Linked DNA regions of Homo sapiens: region 1 is linked to region 2. Evidence: chromatin loops called from intact Hi-C (ENCODE). Cell type or tissue: heart right ventricle. All regions are shown on one strand. Links, peaks and the distances in the headings refer to the core of each region. The heading gives the core; the rest is flanking DNA.

Region 1 (6,602 bases), core at 4,103-6,602, 240 kb after region 2:
GAAGGCCAGGCAGCCGGCAGGCCCAGCCAGCGCCACTCCCCCGGGGCCCAGGGAGGACCTGGGAGCCACCCCGCATTAAAGCACATTTGACCTTTCAGCTCCATGTCCACGTGGGGGCCTTGGGGATGGGGAGGGGGCTGGAGATGCACGCCTGGCCCCTCACCCCATCATCCCGCGGACTGGCAAGGCAGCGCCCCCGGCCTCACAGTGAGGCCTCTTAGCAGGGGAGCCCCGGAATCACAGGACACCCTAAACTCCTTGAGTCCCAGCCCTGGAACATCAGACTCCTCTGGCAGAGGCAGGGGCCTCCTGGGGCACGAGGGAGCTGACCCCCAGACTCAACGCGTTCTAAGGGTTTTCACCCCTTTGTTTGGTGGGGGAAAGCAAGGCTGCCCAGAGCAGCAGGAACTTCCTTGGAGACACACAGCCATCAGGGCAGGGCTTGAGGAGCATCCTCCAGATCCCCACCCAGCTGCCTCCTGTCCCCAGGAAGCCACAGCCACTGCAGGCAGGGCGGGAAGGGCCACGCTCTTGTTCAGACAGACAGGTGGGTGCAGGGGCTTCACCTGATGGTCTGAGGGTGGGGGCTGGGGCAGGGATGAGACAGTGCCCACGCGTGAAGGGGTGGGGAGCACACGGCACCCAGGGGGCCTGGCATGTGCACCCAAGATGGAGACAGGAGACAGCACCTGGAGCCCAGGAGAGGGTCAGGGGCCCCACCCGGCCACACTTCGGGGTCCGGGGTGGCAGGGACAGCCTGGCTACTCGTTCCAAAATGGGATGGGCCCAGCCTCGGAAGAACGACCTCCGGGTGCTGGTTCCCGTCACTGCTTACCCACATCAGGGTCTCGAGAGCCCTCCTGGGGGTCCAGGCAGTGGCCACCTGTACCCTCCTCCCCTGAAACGCTCATGGTGGCCCTGGAGAGGCTGACCCCATTCCCCCAGGGACACATAAGGAAACAGGAGGTCGAGTGCCATCCAGCGCCTCCTGGGATGAGGACACCCCTCTGGGATGGGAACCTTCAGCCTACCCCTTCCCCAGGCTGCGGGCTGGATCTCCTGGGTCTCCGGAGTTTGGGTTTCAAGGCCTCTGCTTGGGGAGGCCCTGGGAGGCTCACCTAGAGTCCAGGAGGCTGATGGGTGTTTGGAGGCCGAGCAGAGACCATGGTCCCGGCTCTGTGTAGGGCACTGTGCCTGCTGCTCTCTGGAGCTACTCTCCCGGAAACCCTTATTCAAAAAACTCAGGAGGAGGCCAGGTGCAGTGGCAAACACCTGTAATCTCAGCACTTTGGGAGGCCGAGGCGGGCAGATCACTTGAGGTCAGGAGTTCGAGACCAGCTTGGCCAAAATGGTGAAACCCTGTCTCTACTGAAAATACAAAAATTGGCCGGGCGCAGCTTCTCACGCCTGTAATCCCAGTACTTCGGGAGGCCAAGGCAGGCAGATCACGAGATCAGGAGATTGAGACCATCCTGGCAAACACGATGAAACCCCAGCTCTACTAAAAATACAAAAAAATTAGCTGGGTGTGGTGGCGGGTGCCTGTAGTCCCAGCTACTCGGGAGGCTGAGGCAGGAGAATGGCGTGAACCCAGGAGGCGGAGCTTGCAGTGAGCCAAGATTGCACCACTGCACTCCAGCCTGGGCGACAGAGTGAGACTCCGTCTCAAAAAAAAAAAGAAAATGCAAAAATTATCTGGGTATGGTGGCAGGCGCCTGTAATCCCAGCTACTCAGGAGACTAAGGCACAAGAATTGCTTGAGCCCGGGAGGCAGAGGTTGTAGTGAGCCGAGATCACATCACTGCACTCCACCCTGGGCAATAGAGCAAGACTCCATTTCAAAAAACAAAAACAACTCCGGGTAGTGTCTCGGGGCCATGCAGCTGTGGCCCTCAAGACAGGGTCCCCCTGTCCCAGGGACTGTGCCATGTGCCCTCCTGGCATCTGCAGTGATCCCCATTCATCACTGTTTGACCCGTGGGGACACAGGCTGGGAGAGACTCCAAGTGCACTTTTGTTTTTTTGAGGCAGAGTTTCGCTCTTGTTGCCCAAGCTGGAGTGCAATGGCGTGATCTCGGCTCACTGCAACCTCCGCCTCCCGAGTTCAAGTGACTCTCCTGCCTGCCTCAGCCTCCCGAGTAGCTGGGATTACAGGTGTGCACCACCACACCTGGTTAATTGTATTTTTAGTAGAGACGGGATTTCACCATGTTGGTCAGGCTGGTCTCGATCTCCTAACCTCAGGGGATCCGCCCGCCTCAGCCTACCAAAGTGCTGGGATGACAGGCGTGAGCCACCGCGCCCAGCCCCAAGCCCACTTTTCTCAGCTGCTTTTCAACTCCTTCTCCCCGAAGCCTCATTAGGGGTATCTCTGAAACTAAAACCAGGTATCCCAAGTGTCGGGGAGGTCCTGGCTGATGAGGAAGTGGGGCAAGGACCTGGATCACTTTTCTTGAAGATTAATGTGGAGTGAGGGTCACACAGTGGATGTCTGCAAGGACCCAAGCAGTAGCTTTTTTTTTTCTTTCTGAGACAGGGTCTCGCTACGTTGCCCAGGCTGGAGTATAGCGCCGTGATCATGGCTTACTGCAGCCTCGACCTCCTGGGCTCAAGCGATCCTCCCACCTCAGCCTCCCAAGTAGCTGGAACTACAGGCATGCACCACCACACTCAGCTAATGTCTAAAAAAATTTTTTTGTAGAGATGGGGGGTCTTGCTATGTTGTCCAGGCTGATCTTGAACTCCTGGCCTCAAGTGATCCCCCTGCCCCAGCCTGTTGTAGCTATGTGGGGCAATTTAAAATGATCACAGAATATATATATGTATTTTTTAATATATATATTTTTATATATGTATTTTAATATATATTTATATATGTATTTATATATATGTATTTTTAATATATATATGTATTTATACATATTTTTATATGTATTTTTAATATATATATTTTATATATGTATTTTTTATGTATGTATATTTTATATATATATTTTTTTAACCAAAGAGTAATCGGAAGTCATGAGACTGACCAAATTTTCACTTAAAAGGAGATGGCTGACCCTGGTGCAGTGGTTCACTGAGAATCCCAGCACTTTGGGAGGCTGAGGCAGGAGGATCGCTTGAGCTCAGGAGTTTGAGACCAGCCTGGGCAATATGTCAAAACCCCATCTCTACAAAAAAAAATAGTAAAAAAACAAAATTACCCAGGCATGCTGGCGTGGACTTGTAGTCCCAGCTACTTGGGAGGCTGAGGTGGGAGGATCACTTGAGCCCAGGAGGCAGAAGTTGCAGTAAGCCAAAATCACACCACTGCACTCCAGGACAAAGGAGCAAGAATCTGTCTCCGAAAAAAAAAAAAAAAAAAGGTCGGGGGTGGGGCGGGCACGGTGGCTGACGCCTGTAATCCCAGCACTTTGGAAGGCCGAGGTGGGCAGATCATGAGGTCAGGAGTTTGAGACCAGCCTGGCCAACATGGTGAAACCCTGCCTTTACCAAAAATACAAAAATTAGCCAGGCATGGTGGCAGGCGTCTGTAATCGCAGCTACTCAGGAGGCTTAGGCAGGAGAGTTGCTTGAATCTGGGAGGCAGAGGTTGCAGTGAGCTGAGATCACACCACTGCACTCCGGCCTGGGCAACAGAGTGAGACTCCATCTCACTCAGAGAGATGGCTAACCCTAGAGCACTGGCCCATCCATAATCCCAGTACTTTGAGAGGCTGAGGCAGGAGGATCGCTTGAGTCCAGGAGTTCGAGACCAACTTGGGCAACAAAGTGAGACCCTGTCTCTACAAAAACTAAAAGTAAAATTAGCCATGTGTGGTGGTGGTTCCTGTAGTCCCAGCTACTCAGGAGGCTGAGGAGGGAGGATCACTTAAGCCTGGGAGTTTGAGGCTGCAGTGAGCTGTGATCACACCACCGCACTCTCAGCCTGGGCAACACAATGAGACCACACTGATACTTAAAAAAAAAAAAAAAAAAAAAAAAAAAAAAAGCCAGGCATGGTGGCTCATGCCTGCAATCCCAGCACTTTGGGAGGCCGAGCTGGGCGGATCACGAAGGTCAGGAGATCGAGACCATCCTGGCTAACACGATGAAACCCTGTCTCTACTAAAAATGCAAAAAAATTAGCTGGGCGTGGTGGCGGGCGCCTGTAGTCCCAGCTACTTGGGAGGCTGAGGCAGGAGAATGGCATGAACCTGAGAGGCGAAGGTTGCAGTGAGCCGAGATCGCGTCACTGCACTCCAGCCTGGGCGACAGAGCGAGACTCCGTTTCAAAAACAAACAAAAAACAAAAAAAATGGTGAATACATACTGCTTCCTGCTATGTTACATTATACTTTATTTGAAGACAAGGGGTTGGGACCCTGTGGACCGGCCTCAGTGGTCAGACCTGCCTCCGTGAGGAGTGCGGTGGCGTCCCGGGGGCTCTGTGCCTGCCCTGGCTGTGGCTGAGGCCCTGAACTGGCAGACCGTCTTGCATCTCCTACACAGCTGTGTCGCACACTTCTTGATCCTGCGGCCGCGTGCTGTGCGTAGCAGCTTGGGGGTCTTGTAGGCCAGCCAAACGGACCCCAGGATGCTGGAGATGATCAGTAGGATGACGACTCCAGCAGAGACCAGCTGCACGGGGAATGCTCCATACACGTAGATGCTAAAGATGGTCTCCAGTTGACAGTAGCTGCGGTGGGGGGAGGCGGGGAGAGGCTGTTGGGCATTGCCTTTGGGGGACTTCGCCTTATCTCTGGCAAAGGTGTTCAGACCCACAGGAGGGAGAACCAGGCCCACAGCAGTGACCGGGTATACCCACTTCTGTTTCCATCCACTATGCCTTTTTTTTTTTTTTTTTGAGTCGGAGTCCCTCTCTTGTCACCCAGGCTGGAGTGCAGTGGCACGATCTCGGCTCATTGCAACCTCCGCCTCCTGAATTCAAGCAATTCTCCTGCCTCAGCCTCCCAAGTATCTGGGATTACAGGCACCTGCCAACCATGCCTGGCTAATTTTTGTATTTTTGGTAGAGATGGGGTTTCACCTCGGCCAGGCTGGTCTCGAACTCCTGACCTCAAGTGATCCGCCCGCCTCTGCCTCCCAAAATGCTGGGATTACAGGTGTGAGCCACTGCACCTGGCCCACTTTGACTTTTATGGGTTTTTGTTTTGTTTTGTTTTGTTTGTTTTTTGAAACGGTGGAATCTGGCTCTATTACCCAGGCTGGAGTGCAGTGGTGCAATCTCGGCCCACTACAATCTCTGCCTCCCGGGTTCAAGCGATTCTCCTGCCTCAGCCTCCCGAGTAGCTGGGATTACAGGCGCCCACCATCACACCTGGCTAATTTTTAGTAGAGACGGAGCTTCTCCATGTTGGCCAGGCTTGTCTCGAACTCCTGACTTCAAGTGATCCACCTGTCCTGGCCTCCCAAAGTGTTGGGATTACAGGCGTAAGCTATTGTGCCAGGCCGACTTTTATGGGTTCTGAGTCAGCCATCCTCTCCATGCCCTCTGGCAGCTGTCACCAGGATCCCTATTCTCCCCCAATGCCCAGGCTCTGGCTAGAGAGGGCGGAAGGGGCAAATTAACTAAATGGTCCATCAACAACTAGGAAGTGGTGGGTGACAGTGGAGGCTAGGTCAGGGCAGGAAAGGTTCAGGGGTGTCACAGAATCCACGGCAGGGAGGGGGACAGTGCAGGTCACGTGATGCAGGGAGCACCTGTGGCACGGGAGAGTCCCACACATGTCTCCTCTCTCTGGTGGACATCCTCACCCTACCCAGTGCCTTCCACCTGCTGCCACCCCGGAGCTGATCCTCCTAGTCTGGGGCCTCTAGAGAAGGCAGGACCTCCACGTGTTTTTTTTTCAGGGGGTGAACTTTCATCCTACTGGAGAGGACAGGTGATAAGTGACAATGACTTCCAGTAGGGGTGAGGATATGAGGAAGATTTCCACCTGGTGTCCCCCTTCCAAAGGGACACACTGATCCACATGGCATGGCTTCGATGTGGCTTTATAATCTCCTCAGCACCTGTCAGTGCTAAATATTTAACAACTGGCTCTCAGAGGGGAAAGGCCTCCTGGGTAGTGTCTGCCAATTCCCGTAGTGTAAATATTTCCACTGTGGCTGATTCGAAGCCACTGACATGAAATTGATTGGTGTAAGATTCCTGAATTTTTTTTTTTTTTTTTGAGATGGAGTCTCGCTCTGTTACCCAGGCTAGAGGCCAGTGAGTGGCGCAATCTCAGCTCACTGCAACCTCTGCCTCCCGGGTTCAAGCGATTCTCCTGCCTCAGCCTCCCGAGTAGCTGAGATTAAAGGCACCTGCCACCACAGCCGGCTAATTTTTGTATTTTCAGTAGAGACGGGGTTTCACCAGGTTGGCCAGGCTGAAGATTCCTGAATATTTGAGAGTCTACTCCTGGTGAGCCAGTTTGAGCCAGCTCTGGCCCACAGCCATCAGCACACTCTAGCCATGGGGAGTAGGAGAGGGCGACTCAGGTGCGCCAGGGCAGCGGCACAGCCTCTGGTCACTGCTGTTCCCCCAGCACTCAGTGCAGGACTCTGAAATGAGTATTTAGTTCACATGGGAACAAATGTCACCCAGAACTTAA
Region 2 (16,592 bases), core at 5,614-8,113:
GATTCTTCTGTTCTCCCCAGGGTTTGCTGTTGCTGCTTATAGGTGTTGTTGATCGTTTGTTTCATGACCTTTCTGAACTAATTTTGTAAAATCTGCATTTTTTTTTTTTTTTGAGACAGTCTCACTCTGTTGGCCAGGCTGGAGTGCAATGGTGTGATCTTGGCTCACTGCAATCTCTGCTTCCCGGATTCAAGCGATCCTTCTGCCTCAGCCTCCCCAGAAGCTGGGATTACAGGCATGTGCCACCACACCCACCTAATTTTTTTTGGTATTTTTAGTAGAGACAGGGTTTCACCATGTTAGCCAGGCTGGTCTTGAACTCCTGGCCTCAAGCAATCCACATGCCTCAGCCTCCCGAAGTGCTGGGATTATAGGCGTGAGCCACCGTGCCCGGCCAAAATCTCTATTCAGTTACCTTAGTGGTCAGCTAGTGATCTGACGAAAATTTCCTTAAATGCCAAGTTTCATCTTTTTTTTTTTTAATTAAGGGTTCACCTGTTTGCCATAATCTTTTAATTCATTTCCAGAGTTCTGATAAAGTCGATTCTGACAATTTTTGCCCATTTTTTGACTGCTTTTGTGAAGGGATGGGTTCTAGAGTTCCTTACTCTGCCATTGTCATGGATGTCAGCTCAAGATTAATGGATTTTAATGTAACTGAGGATGAAAAGCTCGTTGATATGGTTTCAGATTCCACATTGCAGCTAACCTTTAAGAAATTACCAGCTGTCAAGTGTTGCTATAGTATCAAGTAAAAATATCCCCAGTTATCTGAAAAGGCTATTAAAACAGTGCTCCTTTTCCAACTATATATCTGTGTGAGGCCAAGTTTTTTCAATGTACTTCAACTAAAACAGTATACAATAACAGATGGAGATACAGAAGTAGATGTGTAGAGTTGTCTTCTGTAAGTCACGCACTCTACAGATTTGTGAAGATGCGGAATCATTCCACTCTTCTTTTGGTTTTGTTGTTTTTTTTTTTAATTTGGAAAGTGTACCTATTCTTCAAGTGTTAACCTATAATGGGTTTATTATTTTTTAATGAATTAATACATCTTTTTAAAAATTATCTATTTTGATTTCTAATAAGGGAAATAATACATTTAACTTTTAAAAACAAAAGCAGGCAGGGTGTGGTAGCTTATGCCTGTAATCCCAGAACTTTGGGAGGCCGAGGTGGGCGGATCACTTGAGGCCAGGAGTTCAAGACCAGCTTGGCCAACGTAGAGAAATCCCGTCTCTGCTAAAAAATACAAAAATTAGCTGGGTGTGGTGGCACATGCCTATAATCCCAGCTACTCAGGAGGCTGAGGCATGAGAATCACTTGAGCCTAGGAGGCAGAGGTGGCCCTGAGCCGAGATCACATCACTGCACTCCAGCCTGGGAAACAGAGTAAGACTCTGGCTCAAGAAAAAGATAAGTAAATAAAGCTCTTTTTCAGGGGTGGGTGGTGAAATCTCAAAATTTTGTAATAGTGTATTTTTTAATAGACCAAATGATTGAGACCCACTATGTTGGAGAGACAGTGTTTTCTTCTCCTTCCCAGTCTGCTGGGCACTGGACAAGGCCCCCTGAGATTAGGGCAGACTTCCAGAGGTCATGCACTCTGCTCTCCCGGCACCCATAGGTGAGCGATGTCCCACAGGGAAGGTGCCACAGGGCAGTACTCACGTGGCTGCCCAAGCTGCAGATCAGAATGGCCCCAAGACATGGGGGTGGCATGTGTGTTTTTTCTATCATAGAGGTGGCGATTGCCTTCTCATCGCCTGCACCCTGAGGCTGATGGGTGGGAGAGGTCTCACCATCCTACTTTCCCCTGGTCCTCCAGTGTACCTTCTGCACTTCTTAAAGGTGACCCTGACGTCCTCCTTGGCTTGAAGCAAGGGTAGCTAATGAGAGAAGGCAGAACCACCGTGGTCGGAGGCCGTGGGAGAAGCAGTTACCCTCTCATTCTTGAACTCAGCTCCGCTCGCCTGCTCTCTGAAATACACACTCAACCTGCTCTTTGCAGAAGTGTCAAGTCTTTGGCCTCCTTAAGAAAGGAAGCATATACTTCAAGTTCATCTCCTCCCGCTTCAGTCCTCTGGTCGTCAGGGTGGGCTGCAGCAGATTTTACGTCGCTGTTTTCCGTGTGCGAGTCTAGGACAAACCAAATGCGTGCGAATGCCTTAGTGGCCACGCACAGCTGTGTGCCTCCTCCATCGCGTGGACCTGCCGCCCACCTCCCTCCCCACCTCCATCAGGTCCTTCAGGATCCAACTCAAAAGCCCCTTCCTCCAGGAAGTTCTGCTGTTAGCTGCCCAACTCTTTCTTCCAAAACTCTTTTCTCTTTTCCAAAAATCTTCTTCGCACAGCTCCCACTGGGTAAACATTCGCCAGACAGTGTCCAGTGGCCCTGGATCCTACGGCCTCCTGGTGGCAGGGTCTGAGTCTTTGGCCTCGCTGCTATTTTCCCAAAGCCTCCAGCAGCGGGGAGACCCTGGGATTTGCGACAGGACAGCCTGGCTGGGGAGTCAAGGCTGCCATCTCTCCTTGCTTTCATTCTGGTTCCCCATCGATGTGGCGTGGGGAAAGGAGCAGGTGACTATGATGCTGGCTTGGCTGACACTGGAATGGATGCAGTGGCTGCATATTAATGCTACGGCGTGCACACACATATGCCAGGTTAAAGTTCAGTAGCAAGTTTTTACAACATGATTTCTGCTGCTTCTGTTGGACGGGCTCTCGGGCTTACCTACGTGTGCGAAGCAACACTCCCTACCGCAGCTTTCATGCACAATTTAACTCACCCCCGCCCTGCCTGCGTGGAGCCTCATTTTTATTTTGTAGGAGCTCGAATCATTATTTGGATATTAATAAAAACAAATCTTGGCTGATGCTAACCATCTGATTTCCTTTTTTTTTTTTTCCATTTTGTTTTGTTTTGTTTCTGCACACATTTTCTTTAGCTTGAAATGGCGATTGAAAACCTCCAAAAAAGCGAAGGAATCACATCACACAAAAGCGGTTTACTCAACAGCCATGTAAGTGTGCGTCTGACCTGGCAACCTGTCCCTGCTCTGCTTGTAACCTGCATAGACATTTTTAAGACAAATGAAGGCAACCAGGTGCGGTGGCTCACACCTGTAATCCCAGCACTTTGGGAGGCCAAGGCGGGTGGATCACTTGAAGTCAGGAGTTTGAGACCAGCCTGGCCAACATGGTGAAACCCCGTCTCTATTAAAATAGAAAAATTAGCTGGGCATGGTGGTGGGCGCCTGTAATCCCAGCTACTTGGGAGGCTGAGGCAGGAGAATCGCTTGAACCCGGGAGGCAGAGGTTGCAGTGAGCCGAGATCACGCCACTGCAGTCCAGCCTGGGCAACAGAGTGAGACTCCATCTCAAAAAAAAAAAAAAAAAAAGAAGAAGACAATAAAATGACACCTTTAAAGTGTCATTTGTGAAAGGTGGTTGAGGGGAAGCCAATCTAGAATCCTACATCCAGCAAAAAATACCCTTCAGCAATGAAGGAGAAATCAAGACAGATTCTTTATTTGTAAAAGGTAGATAATAACAACACCTACCTCCTCGGGTTGTCATAGGGAGTAAATTATTTAATGTACGTAAAATACTTTCAACAATACCTGGCAGGTGATAAGCAGTATAGTTATATATGAAAAATAAAAACAATACAAAAATCAGCAACAGCAACAAAAAAGAGAGAAAATGACATAGGATCGGGAATGCCTTAGACTCTTAGCTAATTTTCTTGGGATCCTCTCTTGGAAAGAAACAGTAATTTGAGAAAAGCATAAAGCAGCTAATTCATACAGATTTTAGCGTCTAGGATTTTTCTCCTCCCCTTGTCTCTTGGGAGAAGACCGTGATCACAGTCCCCATGACAGGAGGTTGGGGGCATCTCAGCTCTGCACAGCCCTGTAGCAGGATGGGACTGGGGGACGTGGCAGGCTCCGTCTTTATTTCCAGGGACAACAGAGAAGGAAAGCTCTGGCCCCCTCAGACTCATCGCTTTCACTTCTCCCCAAACGCTCTTGATTCGGTTTTGCACATAGCTGGAAATGTGTTCGGCATCTTAACACTGGGACGGGCCATCGAAGTCAGAATGTCCTTCTAGTAGTTGCTCTCTAGCACTTAAACTGGGCTCTGACATTCTCTTGAGAATTCAGACATCAGAGAAGAAGTCCCCTTCAGTGGACCCCAGTCATCACCGTGATCCCGTCCTGACTCCCGTCCTCACCGTGATCCCGTCCTGACTCCCGTCCTCACCGTGATCCCGTCCTGACTCCCGTCCTCACCGTGATCCCGTCCTCACTCCCGTCCTCACCGTGATCCCGTCCTCACTCCCGTCCTCACCGTGATCCCGTCCTCACTCCCGTCCTCACCGTGATCCCGTCCTCACTCCCGTCCTCACCGTGATCCCGTCCTCACTCCCGTCCTCACCGTGATCCCGTCCTCACTCCCGTCCTCACTGTGATTCCATCCTGACTTCTGTGCTGGCCGATGTGTAAAATGAGGCGTTATCAAAAGGCAGTGAGTGATTCTGGGGGCAGAAAGTGATGTAGGACAGGTCCAGAAACCTGGGTTATGGGTTAGGTACAGGTGTGGTCACCTGCTCACCGCAGCCCCTGACGAGGCCTCTGCCCTTTGCCTCAGGGGGCTGGTCACTAGAAGAAATGGCAGAAATATTTCCTTCTGCCGATTGTCTTGAAGCAAAAAAGACAAAACAAAACAAACACCATGCCAGACCCCTGCTCAGTGCCCCGCCCCTCTCCAGGCTGGGTAGGACATGGTCATCCTGTCATCTGTCACTGCTGGATGACATCCTCCCTGTAGATGAACTCAGGGAGAAGGGAGTCTTCCACACGTGCTTGGAGAGAGGATCTCCCCAGCCCCCAGTCTTAAACTCAGAGCACATACATGGGAAAATGTGCAGAATACCATTCCCCATTCAGCAAGGATCAGGCCATCTTCAGCCTGAACGCAAACCCATGCGGGTCCAGGGTATCAGCCCTGGGCGAGAGGGCTGCGTGACCCAGGCAGGATGGGGGTGCAGAGCCTGGACAGGCAGCAAGTCCACGGGAGAGTTAAAATGTCTATGGGAAAATGGGCTGGGCACGGTGGCTCACGCCTGTAATCCCAGCAGTTTGGGAGACCAAGGCGGGTGTACCACTTGAGGTCAGGAGTTCCAGACCAGCCTGACCAACATGACGAAACCCCATCTCTACCAAAAATACAAATATTAGCCGGGCGTGGTGGCACATGCCTGTAGTCCCAGCTACTCTGGAGGCTGAGACAGGAGAATCGCTTGAACCTGGGAGACGGAGGTTGCAGTGAGCTGAGATTGCGCCACTGCACTCCAGCCTGGGAGACAGAGCGAGACTCCATCTCAAAAAAAAAAAAGAAAAAATGTCTATGGGAAAATGCATGAGCCGCTTGTCTCTGGCTGCTGGGATCCTTCCTGCTTTCTAACACTTCATCCGAAAGGCAGACTTTCTCAGGTCGCTTCCCCGATGAAGATTCGTATTCCCGAGCTGAAGGTAAAATCTCTCGTTTCTTTTACTCACTGATGATTCGCTGTTGAGTTGTTTCCTTCTGTCATGAGCTGTGATCAGTAAGATTCCGGGCTTGGTGACTCGAAGCAAAGGAAGTAAAATAAGATCTTTCTAAAAAGTTCACCACACACACGGGCAGAATAAACTTAGATCTTGTTTTGGCAAATGTGAGAGCCAGAGAGGAAGAGAGGAGTTAAAGCACGTGATCTGCTGATGGACGGGGTGACGTGCCCTTGCAACGATTGTCCCCAGGGCTGCCTGTGGCTGAGACTGAGGTCGTGGTGGGCAGCGGCCTTCTGCAGGTCAGGCGGGGGCACAGCCACAGTGCCACCTCCCCTGCCAGCCTGACCCTGTGGCAGATAAGCCAAGTGTGTGGGAGCAGCTGGGCCCTGGAGACCCATTTTCCCAGTGGCCTCCCAGACCTCCCTTCTCAGACAGCCCCAGGCAGGTCGCCCCAGCAGCAGGGCCTGTGCGCCTCTTCCTTGCTGCCAGCTGGTGACGTCAGACCACCGTCTACCGTGTGCAGGGTTCTGGCCAGGTCAGTGCCGAACATAGGGAGTAAAAAAGGAGGAAAAGTCACTCCAGGGAGCTTAGCATTTGAGGGCAGAAGGTGGAAGACGTGGGAAACCCACCTAGGGAACCCCTCACAGACATCTCTGAGCGGAGCTGGCCACGTGTTCCGCGGAGCTGGTTCCCTCCTCTGCGCTGTCTCAGGAGGGAAGGTGTATTCAGGTGCTGGGAGCCTGGTAAAACGAGACAGCATTGTCCAGACCCAGCCGGTCAACAGGAGCTTCCCAGGCCTCCCCTCTAGGGGCTTGGACCCAGGGGGTCTGCAGGGCCTGGAGGTCTGCACATTGGAAGAACCTTCCAGCCAGCTGATGGTCAGCCTGGCGTGGAAACTCCCAGGGAGGAGGAGGCCCCCTAGCAGTGTCCAAACTGGAAAAGGGCATGATATGGCGCCGTGAAAATGGGGATTAGCTCTTCCAGAGGGAAGGGGACGGAGCCGGGGCTGGGGATGAAACATGTCTTCACCCGACCGGGTGTGGCAGGCCACCGACTTGAGCAGAAGAGGCGGCCTCAGCCCCTGGGGGCCACCGGGCTGCCCTCAGGCTACCAGCCGACCGGGACCCCGTAGCAGGTTCACCGAGTCTCTGTCACCATGAGGTGGCGCTGTCTGCTAAAGTAAACACATCACTTGCACACCCTGCGGGAGAGAGCTGCGTGTGGAAGAGTCGTATTTGGGTTATGTGACTTTTTGCTTTGAAATCAAGAAACACACATTGTCAAAGGTCATTTAGCCTTCAGCTGGTGACCTGTGTAGCCTGGCACGATGGCCGTGCTGTCCTGCAGGCCACAGTGGGGTTGCTAGAGCCGGCAGCTCCTCAGAAGGGGCCTCTGTCCAGAAGTGCCGCTGTTTTCCCTTGGAATTCCTGCCTGCCTCGGATTAGTGTCTTAGCTCAGTGCGTGGCCTCCACCCTCAACAACCCCTGCGCCTCCCACAACCCCTGCGCCTCCCGCCCACGGTCCCATCTGAGGCAGGGGCAGCCAATCTTCCAGGCGCTCGGCCCCCAACCCCACTGCGTCCTCGCCTCCTTGCTCCTCTCATGCCCACCCCCAGATGCTCTTCAACCTCACCTTCAAGAAAGATCCAGAACCAGGTGGCACCCCCCACCTCCTCCACTTCGACTACTTCCCGAGCCGCCACTGTCCCTGTGGATTCTTTCGGCCACCTCCTAGCCAGCCGTCAGCACCCACCCCTACCCAGCCTCCAGCCCCTTCTCACAGCAGCCACCAGAGTGATCCTGCTAAAACCCAGGTCAGATCGCCACACTGCTCTGCTTGGAAGCCTCCAGGGCTCCCCTTGGCCCTCCAAGTAGAACCGAGTGTTGTCAAAATGGCCCACAAGGCCCTGCAGGACCCGCTCTCTCCCACTCCTCACTGTGCTCCAGCCACACGGGCCTCCTCGCTATTCCTCCAATGCACCAGGCTCGGACCTGCCCCAGGGCCTTTGCACTGTGGGGCCCTCTGCCTGAAGCTCTCTTCCCCAGGCTCCCCCTCACCTCCTCTGAGTCTTCACTCAGTGGGCACTTTCTCAGTGAGCCCTGCCTGACACCCCCACCCCACCTCAACTTACTATACCGTTGCAGTCCTCCCTCCAGTCCCTCCGTGGCGGCGACCCCATCCCCTTTCCCAGGTGAATTTCTCTGACGGCACTCGGCATCAGCCCTCATTCGGTTCATTTTACTTATTTATTGTGGGTCTCTGCCAGACAAGAACGGACGCTTCCAGGGGGCAGGGGTTTTTGTCTTTTATTCGCCGTTGCATCCCCAGCACCTAAACAAGGCCTGGCATAGAGCCAGCTCTCGTAAATATTTGTGGAATGGGTGAAAAGGTGGATGTTCCAAGTCGGATTATGTCAACACAGGGCACACCTGGACGGTTGGAATAGCTGCCCGAGCTGCTAGTGTATGGCCCGGTGAGACTCTAACTCACCACCAGGAGCCAGTGTCAGGCAAATTTGCCCCCAGGAATAGAAACAAGTATCTTAGGAGACAAAGGGGGCCAGGTAGGTGGGCATGATCCCTGCCTTCCCACCGGCAGGTGAGGATATCTGTCCACAGGGGCTGTGCCTGCAAAGAGCCCAGAACCACAGGCCTTTGTTGGGGGGCCGGGGAGAGGGAGGCGCTGGCATTTCGGGATTTTTTTTCCTTAAAAGGAATGATTTGATCCATTTCATCAAGAAGTGTGCTGTCCTGACAGATTGTGGCAAATGTGGGTACACATGTACATTTCCTTGGAAAGCGTTCTGCTTATTTGTGTTTGATATTGACACAGAAAGAATGCAAATATCAGCAGACAAAGCAGACTGCAGAACATGCCCAAACCAGAAAGGTGACTCCGTCCAGCTGCTGCCTTTCCTGGCATGAAGGTACCCGAGCCCTCAAGAGCAGGGGAGGTGGGCGAGTGTGGTTGGAGCGGCTGGACCCTCGTGGTCGGTTTCACGGAACTGACCTGTGATGCTTGCCGCAGTCTGACGTGCCGCCAGGTGTGGGCTCCAGCACCGAGGGATGGGAAGGCCCGGTGCATAAGTGGCTCCCAGCCTGCTGGTGAGGCGTAGACCCTGAACAGAGTCTGCAAGCCATACTTCGGTTCTAACCCCATTCTCCTCCCAGAAGTTCATCAACACAGAAGAGGGAGGAAATAGACGCGACTGTTCCAGCCGCTTCAGTCTTCTCTGTGGTTTCTTGATGTTGAGCAAGAAGGACTTGCTGTCAAGACAACTATGCATCCTTTTAGTGTCAATGTCAACGTAATTACCCAAGCAAAGGATTCTACTCTTAAATAGCCTGGGGGTTCGGGGGTAAACAGCAGAAGGATCATCTGTTCCAAAACTTTCTTTTTATGTGTGAGCCAGTATGTCCTCCTGGTGGATGGAGTCTTATACTCTAACCTCTCAGGACTCCTAGTCCAGTGCTCCTTCCAGCTCACCGCCCGCAAAATCTGGCCTCACAGTTTTAGCCTGAAAATCCGCATCGTCATTTGGCTCCTTGAGATGTGGTGTCACTGGCCTTGGCTCCTGCTGCCTGTGGAGGACAGTCTAAGAAGTGGCACCTGTGCCCCCAGCCTCAGAATGACCAAGGGAAGCCTCTGGCTTCTTCACCCAGACACCCTCTGTTGCTCCCCATCTACCTCCTTGGACAGTCTTTCTCTGCTGCCAGGCTTGAGACATCTCCAGGATCCTGCAGATGCTCACATGGGCAAACCTGGCTCCGTCTCCACCCTCAGGGAGAGCATAGTCTGCGGGGAACAGGCGATAAATCAATCAGCACACATGACAAATCCGGACGGTGAAGCCACTGGGAAGAAAAGCTTCAGGGCCCACACTGCAGCTCCCGACTGTCATCCCAACACTTCTGGAAGCTGAGGCAGGAGGATCACTTGAGCCCGGGAGTTGGAGGCTGCATGAGCCATGATTGCACCACTGCGCTCCAGCCTGGGGTGGTGACAGGATGAGACCCTATCTCTAAATATATATATATATATATATCCCTGTCTCTAAAAAAAAAAAAAAGTATATAAAAGTATATACACACACACACACACACACACACACACACACATACTCACACACTAACTTCAACATCAAGGTTGTGGTTCATAGTATTCATAGCATTAAATACAGGGAAGACTCCGGAGCTCTTAAGCTCTTAAGGGTCCAAGCACTCTGCCAGAGCCGGACTTTGGAGGAGAAAAAAGCAACACTGCCTCCATTGTATTGGAAAAAGTCCAGTCCAGAAAGTCGGAAGATGAAGGGTGTGAATGACTTGATGGAAAGTGAAAACTCTGATGTCCCTTTTCCCAAAGAGGCAAGTGAGGAAGAGATGAAGTCTCCACTCCGGGCCCTTCTCAGGGTCCTTTGTTTTAACTGCCCCTTATTCAAAGGACAAGAGGGCGGGGGTCCCTCCCTGTGGTTATGGGCACAGCCAAGCACATGGCACCCAATGCTGGACGGATGAAATTGGCACCTGCTAACGATGGCAACTGCTAACGATCACCTGCACTCATGGCGGGGGGGTGGGGGACACTGCACTTCACACAGGGCCCTGCAGGCGGCAGGAGGCAGACTTTGTGGTAGCAAGAGGGCGAGGGGTCCCTGGTGCTGAGGAGGAGGTGATAGGCTACTTGAGTGATTCAGGGGCGGCCAGGGAACCGGAATCCAAGCTCAGGGATTGTGGCAGGAACCACTCCTGTCCCTTTGGTAAGGAGGGATGTTTGGCCACGGGACTTACCTGCAGGAGCAGAGCTGGAGGGGAGCTTGTGGTCAGGAGGTCTGAAGCCCTCCTGGCTTGCCCCAGAGGCAGGACGTGAGGTTGGACCCACACTTCGAGGCTTACGCTTTGCTCCTCTTCATCCTCAACACCCACGTGGGCAGTGCCCCTGCTGGGTGACTGACTCTTCCCACCCCTTGGAGGTTTTGTCCTCAGCTCTTTGGTTCCAAAGTAACACATCTGGTCCCAATCTCTACCCTGAACTCCAGCCCAAGACTTAACTTCCCCCTTCCTAAAATGGAACTCAGCCCCGCAGCTCACCTGCAATTCGGCTTAAGAGACCTCCGCGTTCAGGCCCCACACACCCCTTCACCTGAACCTTTGACCTGTTTGTCCTCCTGTGAAACGTTCCAGAACCCAGGGCAGGTCCTCACTCCACTGTGGCCCTGGGTCAACCCCTGTTAGGGCTGGAGGGGCCAGGACAGGCTGGATCGAGTGGGTCTTAGATGAGATAAAAGGGGTTCTGAGGTGCTGGTCGCTGGTGCAGGGCTCGTCAGAACCACCCCATAGCACTATTTCATAAAAAGGAGATGAAGGCCGGGCGCGGTGGCTCACGCCTGTAATCCCAGCACTTTGGGAGGCCAAGGCGGGTGGATCACCTGAGGTCAGGAATTCGAGGCCAACATGGCAAAATCCCATCTCTACTAAAAATACAAAAAACATAAGCCAGATGTGGTGGTGCATGCCTATAATGCCAGCTACTCAGGAGGCTGAGGCAGAAGAATCACTTGAAGCCTGGAAGTGGAGGTTGCAGTGTGCCAAGATTGCGCCACTGCACCTCCAGCCTGGGTGACAGAGTGAGACTCCATTTCAATAAATAAATAATTAAAGGGAGATGAATGCTTTCTTCCTCCCCAGCTTCTAATGCTGAGTTGGGGGGGTGGGGATGGGGCAAACAGACAGGCAAACGTGACAGTGGGGCGGGGGGGTGCCATGGGTACGCTGTGGTGAGTGGACAGATATTTCCCAGGGGACACGCCTACTTTGTGTCTTGTGGGGTGTGCGGGGCACAGGGACAAGGGCTTCCCAGGCCAAGGGCTGTGCAGGAGCCCAACATGCCCGGTGGGGGAGGGCTGAGGACCCAGCACTGCCCACTCTGAAGGGCCCAGGCAGCAGGAGCCCTTCGGAGCTCTGGAAGCGGGGCTCAGCCTAGACAAAGCAGCTGACAGCCTCGCACAAAGGGGACCAGGTAGAGACAGCTGGTTTCCCCCGACGCTCTTGACATGGGATCTGGACTCGGGCCTCGCTTCTGTGCGTGGAATTCCTGTCTTTCTGCAAATCGCAGGCATCAGTGCAAGCCTTTTGTATTCACATAGCAGACCTCTCTGGATCAGGGGACAGACGATAGCAGAGGGAGAGGTGGAAACCAGAATTAAGCCGCAGTCTTTAAGGCACCTGGGTGAGGGCATCAGTTGGTGGGCAGGCCACCTTTGCGTCCATGCCCAGTGTGGGGACTGAGCTCTTCGTGTGGACAGTTCTCGCAGCCCTTCTAACTGGATGTTCACCTCTCGAGGCATAGTCCTTGGCTCGGGACTCATTTAGCCCATCTTTTTGTTTTGTTTCGTTTTTTGAAAGAGACGAAGTCTTGCCCTGTCGCCCAGGCTGGAGTACAGTGTGGCGCGACCCTAGCTCACTGCAGCCTCAACCTCCTGGGCTCAAGCAATCCTCCCACCTCAGCCTCCCAAGTAGCTATGTCCTGCCTTTTGACTTAGACACAAAACCGTGCATATAAGCATTTGTGTATTTTACTGAATTTCCATTTGTACCTCCCTCAATAAGGGATCTCAGTACATGTTAGCTCACTGCTCACTACAGAACACAGGGCTGTGGGGCCCCCGAGTCTTCTTCAATCTTCCTGTTCAGCAACAGAATTTCTCTCCATTCCTGTATGTTGGGGAGCGATTTGGTGTTAAAGCCTGTGTGGTGTGTGGGTATTTCATTTAAGGGACTGAAGACAGAAGCTAATAGTTCCTGATCACACCCAGATGTTTACAAATTAAGTCCAGGAACCTGAAAACCAGGCTAAACATGAAAGAATCAATAAGCAAAAGAAAATGAGGGATTCATTAATCTGCTTAGAGAACTCAAATCAGTGACCATAAAGATGGATTTCTGGCCAGGCACGGTGGCTCACGCCTGTAATCCCAGCACTTTGGGAGGCTGAGGCAGGCGGATCACCTGAGGTCAGTAGTTTGAGACCAGCCTGGGCAACATGGTGAAACCCCGTCTCTACTAAAAATACAAAAACTAGCCAGATGTGGTGTCGGACACCTGTAATCCCAGCTACCTGGGAGGCTGAGGGAGGAAAATTGCTTGAACCCAGGAGACAGAGGCTGCAGTGAGCCGAGATTGCGCCACTGTACTCCAGACTGGGTGACAGAGCAAGACTCCGCCTCAAAAAGAAAGAAAAGATGGATTTCCTCATCCCATTTGGTAACACAGGGAACGCAAGTAATTCTCTTAATGAGTCCACGTTGGCATGTTAGCGTTCCTCAGGCTTCTGACAAACGCAGACGTGTCTTTCTTTTTACAGCTCCAGTGGCTGTTGGATAATTATGAAACAGCGGAAGGTGTGAGTCTCCCCAGAAGTTCTCTTTACAACCACTACCTTCGGCACTGCCAGGAGCACAAGCTAGACCCAGTGAACGCCGCCTCCTTCGGGAAACTGATCCGTTCTGTGTTTATGGGGCTGAGAACGCGGCGGCTGGGCACCAGGTGGGTAGACGATCCCCAGCCCACCTGTTCTTCCTCTTCCTTTCCCAAGAAATGGAGCTTTTGGGAAAATGCGAGGCTTCCTCCTCCTTTCCAGGTGGCCTGATTCGCAGCCACCTCTGGAGTGCTTGCAGTTACTTTCAATTGGCGGCAGCCTTGGCTGTGGCCAGGTGTAGCCCACGGTGTCGGCTTTAGAAGCCGGTGATAGGACGTGGGGATCACTCTGGTTTTCTCTCTCCTTTTGAAATTTCCCAAACAATACTTTTCTTTTTTTGTTTTAGAGCAGCCTCTGGGCCAGGTGTGGTGGTGCACACCTGAAATCCCAACAGTTTGGGAGGCCGAGGCAAGAGGATCACTTGAGACTAGGAGTTCAAGACCAGCCTGGGCAACATAGCAAGACCTCATCTCTACAAAAAAATTAAAAATTAGCCAGGCATAGTGGTGCACACGTATTTGCACACCTGTAATTTCACCTATTTGGGAGACTGAGAGGGGAGGAGCACTTGAGCCCAGGAGGTTGAGGCTGCGGTGAGCCACGATTGCACCACTGCACTCCAGCCTGGGTGACAGAGCAAGACCCTGTGTCAAACAAACAAACAAACAAAATGTAGCCTCTGGTTTATCCAGCAGAGCTGGATTTACCATTTCTCAGTGTTTTGTTTTTGAGACACAGCCTTGCTCTGTCACCCAGGCTGGAGTGCAGTGGCGTCATCTCGGCTCACTGCAGCCTCCACCTCCTGGGTTCAACCAATTCTCCTGCCTCAGCCTCCCAAGTAGCTGGGATTTACGGGCCCCCACCAGCACGCCTGGCTAATTTTTATATTTTTAGTAGAGACAGGGTTTCGACATGGTGGCCAGGCTGGTCTCAAACTCTTGGCCTCAAGTGATCTGCCTGCCTCAGCCTCCCAAAGTTCTGGGATTACAGGTGTGAGTCACTGTGCCCGGCCTCTTGGTGTCTTTTGCTGTACCTGGACCAATCCACCCCGCCTTCTCTTGGCCTATGGCAGCCCCGGGACATCACAGGCCACAGACTTATCACAGGCAATTATGCCAACTCTCCTCTAACAGAAAGAAACAGCAGCACCTCCAACCCAAAGCTGGTGGCCCAGAGAGTGCAGTAGGCTGCTGCCTGCTGAGGCTGTGATCCTGTGGCCAGCGAGGCTTGGCATCTGCTTTTGTGGGGTTGGGGCTGACTCACGTGCTCTCAAAGCCGGTGTCCTGGCTGTCTATAAACGGCGTGGCGGTGGATCCACGAGGACCAGAGTCCCTTATTCTCTGACACTTTTTCATCCTTCACAGGGAATGTCCTTAGGGAATGTGGATGCGTAGAGGAGGGACAGAAGCGGGAGGAAGCCACAGGGAAGCCTGGTCTCTGGGGACACAGCCCCTGCTCCTGGAGGGGCCTCCCCTGCAGAGTATCCCAGCTGCTGGCTTCAGGATTAAGGCTGATTTCCCCCCGTTTTCCCTCCTCCGAGCACCTGGCTAAACATGTACCTCATCTAGAAAGGGCCCAGGCTGTCTGCTATTGCAATGAAATTTAAAAAGGAAAAGAAGGGCCGGGCATGGTTGCTCACGCCTGTAATCCTAGCACATTGGGAGGCCAAGGCAGGAGGATCACTTGAGGTCAGGAGTTCAAAATCAGCCTGGCCAACATGGTGAATCCCCGTCCCTACTAAAAATACAAAAAAATTAGCCAGGCATGGTGTCACATACCTGTAATCCCAGCTAATCGGGGAGGCTGAGGCTGGAGAATTTCTTGAACCTGGGAGAGAGGGAGGTTGCAGTGAGCCGAGATCGCACTACTGCACTCCAGCCTGGGCAACAGAGTGAGACTGTCTCAAAAATATAATAATAAGAGAAAAAGAAAGAAAGAAAAAGAAAGGACCCAGGTGCTTCCTGCATGTCCCTGTTGCCAGCTCTGGAGAAATGGCATCCTGTGAGCTGGGTGTCTCCACAGCCATGTCTGTGGGTTAATGCTTCCCTCCTGTAAGGACTCTGTGAGCTGTTTTCTGAACTAAATTGTTTAAAGCCCTCTGATCATCATTCTCCCGTAATAAACTAATGTAATGGTTCCCAAACAGTGCCTTATTCCAAAACGTGTTACTAGATGATTGAAGGGGGTGGGGAAGAGTTGTTAATAATAATGGTAATAATAATGGAGATAAGCCATGTGGAGCTCAACAAAGCTGACCTGGTGTTCTCAGCACAGGACTTGTCCGAGCCTTTATTATACTAGCCTGTGAGAGAGGACTCTCTATGACAACGGCATTATGTACAGAATTCCTTGATCACATTCCTCACACAGTTCAGGAAATGCTGAACCAGAGAGGCCAAAGTGAAAGGTCAAGATCCGAGTGTGGTGGCACACGTCAGCTACTCAGAGGCTGCAGCAGGAGGATCACTTCTACCATCCGAGTGTGTTGGCACACGCCAGCTGTCCCAGCTACTCAGAGGCTGAGGCAGGAGGATCACTTGATCCCAGGAGGTCAAGTGATAGTGACCTCCTGGTAGTGACCTCCTGATAGTGAGCTGTGATTGCACAACTGCACTCCAGCCTGGGTGACAGAGTGAGACCCTGTTTCTGAAAAAAAAAAAAAAGAGAGAAGAGGCCAGGCGCAGTGGCTCACGCCTGTAATCCCAGCACTTTGGGAGGCCAAGGCAGGAGGATCACTTGAGCCCAGGAGTTTGAGACCAGCCTGGCCAACATGGCAAAACCCCGTCTCCACTAAAAATACAAAAATAAGCTAGGCATTATGGCTCACGCCTGTCATCCCAGCTACTTGGGAGGCTGAGGCAGGAGAATCTCTTAAACCCGGGAGGCGGAGATTGCAGTGAGCCGAGATGGCACTGCTGTACTCCAGCCTGGGCGACAGAATGAGATTCTGTCTCAAAAAAAAAAAAGAAGAAAGAAAGAAAAAGAATCCCAACCTGTCTTGTTGTTCAGGACATCTGCAAAGGGAGCTGACCCTGGGATGTTTGGTTTCCAGGGGCAACTCGAAGTACCATTACTATGGGATTCGTCTGAAGCCGGACTCACCACTGAACCGGCTGCAGGAGGACACGCAGTACATGGCCATGCGGCAGCAGCCCATGCACCAGAAGCCCAGGTGGGTGCCGGGCCGAGCTGGGAGGAGCTGGCTCTCCCCTGGAGCATGGAGGGGTGGGTGTTTCTCCAACACGAAACAAACTCATCATAACTCCCCAGTCTCCAGCATCCTGGGAAAGCCAAGGTATCCCCCTCTGCTGAGACTGAGGTGAGTCTAGCAGGAGACACAGGAGGCTGGGATGCAACCTCCTCCAGCTAACTTTTCAGACTTTTTTTAAAACCGTTTAAAACTGTTTTTAACAGACTTCATTTTTTAGAGCCATTCTAGGTTCACAGCAAAATTGAGTAGAAAGTACAGAGAGTTGTTCTACACCCCCAGCCCCGCTCCCCACCGCCTCTCCCACCATTCACCTCCCCCACACAGCGGTGCATTGCTCATGACCCGTGACC

The links. Peaks named below come from ENCODE experiments on the same cell type or tissue, not always from the same donor. Only the 100,000 strongest peaks of a DNase experiment are listed, where the experiment ranks them.
Region 1: it touches region 2 in a loop (6-fold over the local background); 18 of 110 quality-filtered maps call a loop at or near these places.

Annotation. Positions count from the first base shown.
Region 1 is chr19:5,776,455-5,783,056 of GRCh38, reverse strand. CATSPERD (catsper channel auxiliary subunit delta) reads right to left here. Exons shown (of 22, transcript NM_152784.4): 22 at 4,323-4,681. The coding sequence ends at 4,381. It overlaps PRR22 (proline rich 22), which reads left to right. Exons shown (of 3, transcript NM_001134316.2): 3 at 1-97. The coding sequence ends at 79. Among named protein-coding and RNA genes, the nearest start is that of PRR22, 5.0 kb to the left of the region's middle. RefSeq lists a silencer at 2,147-2,325. In heart right ventricle, for the core only: no CTCF peak of the experiment used is centred there; no DNase peak of the experiment used is centred there.
Region 2 is chr19:6,012,597-6,029,188 of GRCh38, reverse strand. It overlaps RFX2 (regulatory factor X2), which reads left to right. Exons shown (of 18, transcript NM_000635.4): 6 at 2,952-3,026; 7 at 12,918-13,099; 8 at 16,084-16,203. RANBP3-DT (RANBP3 divergent transcript) reads right to left here. Exons shown (of 4, transcript NR_046376.1): 3 at 9,246-9,353; 4 at 8,826-9,139. Among named protein-coding and RNA genes, the nearest start is that of RFX2-AS1, 42 kb to the left of the region's middle. RefSeq lists enhancers at 10,302-10,803, 13,680-14,179. In heart right ventricle, for the core only: CTCF peaks have their summits at 6,509 and 6,709 (motif pointing right); a DNase peak (open chromatin) is centred at 6,718; H3K27ac peaks cover 1,293 bases.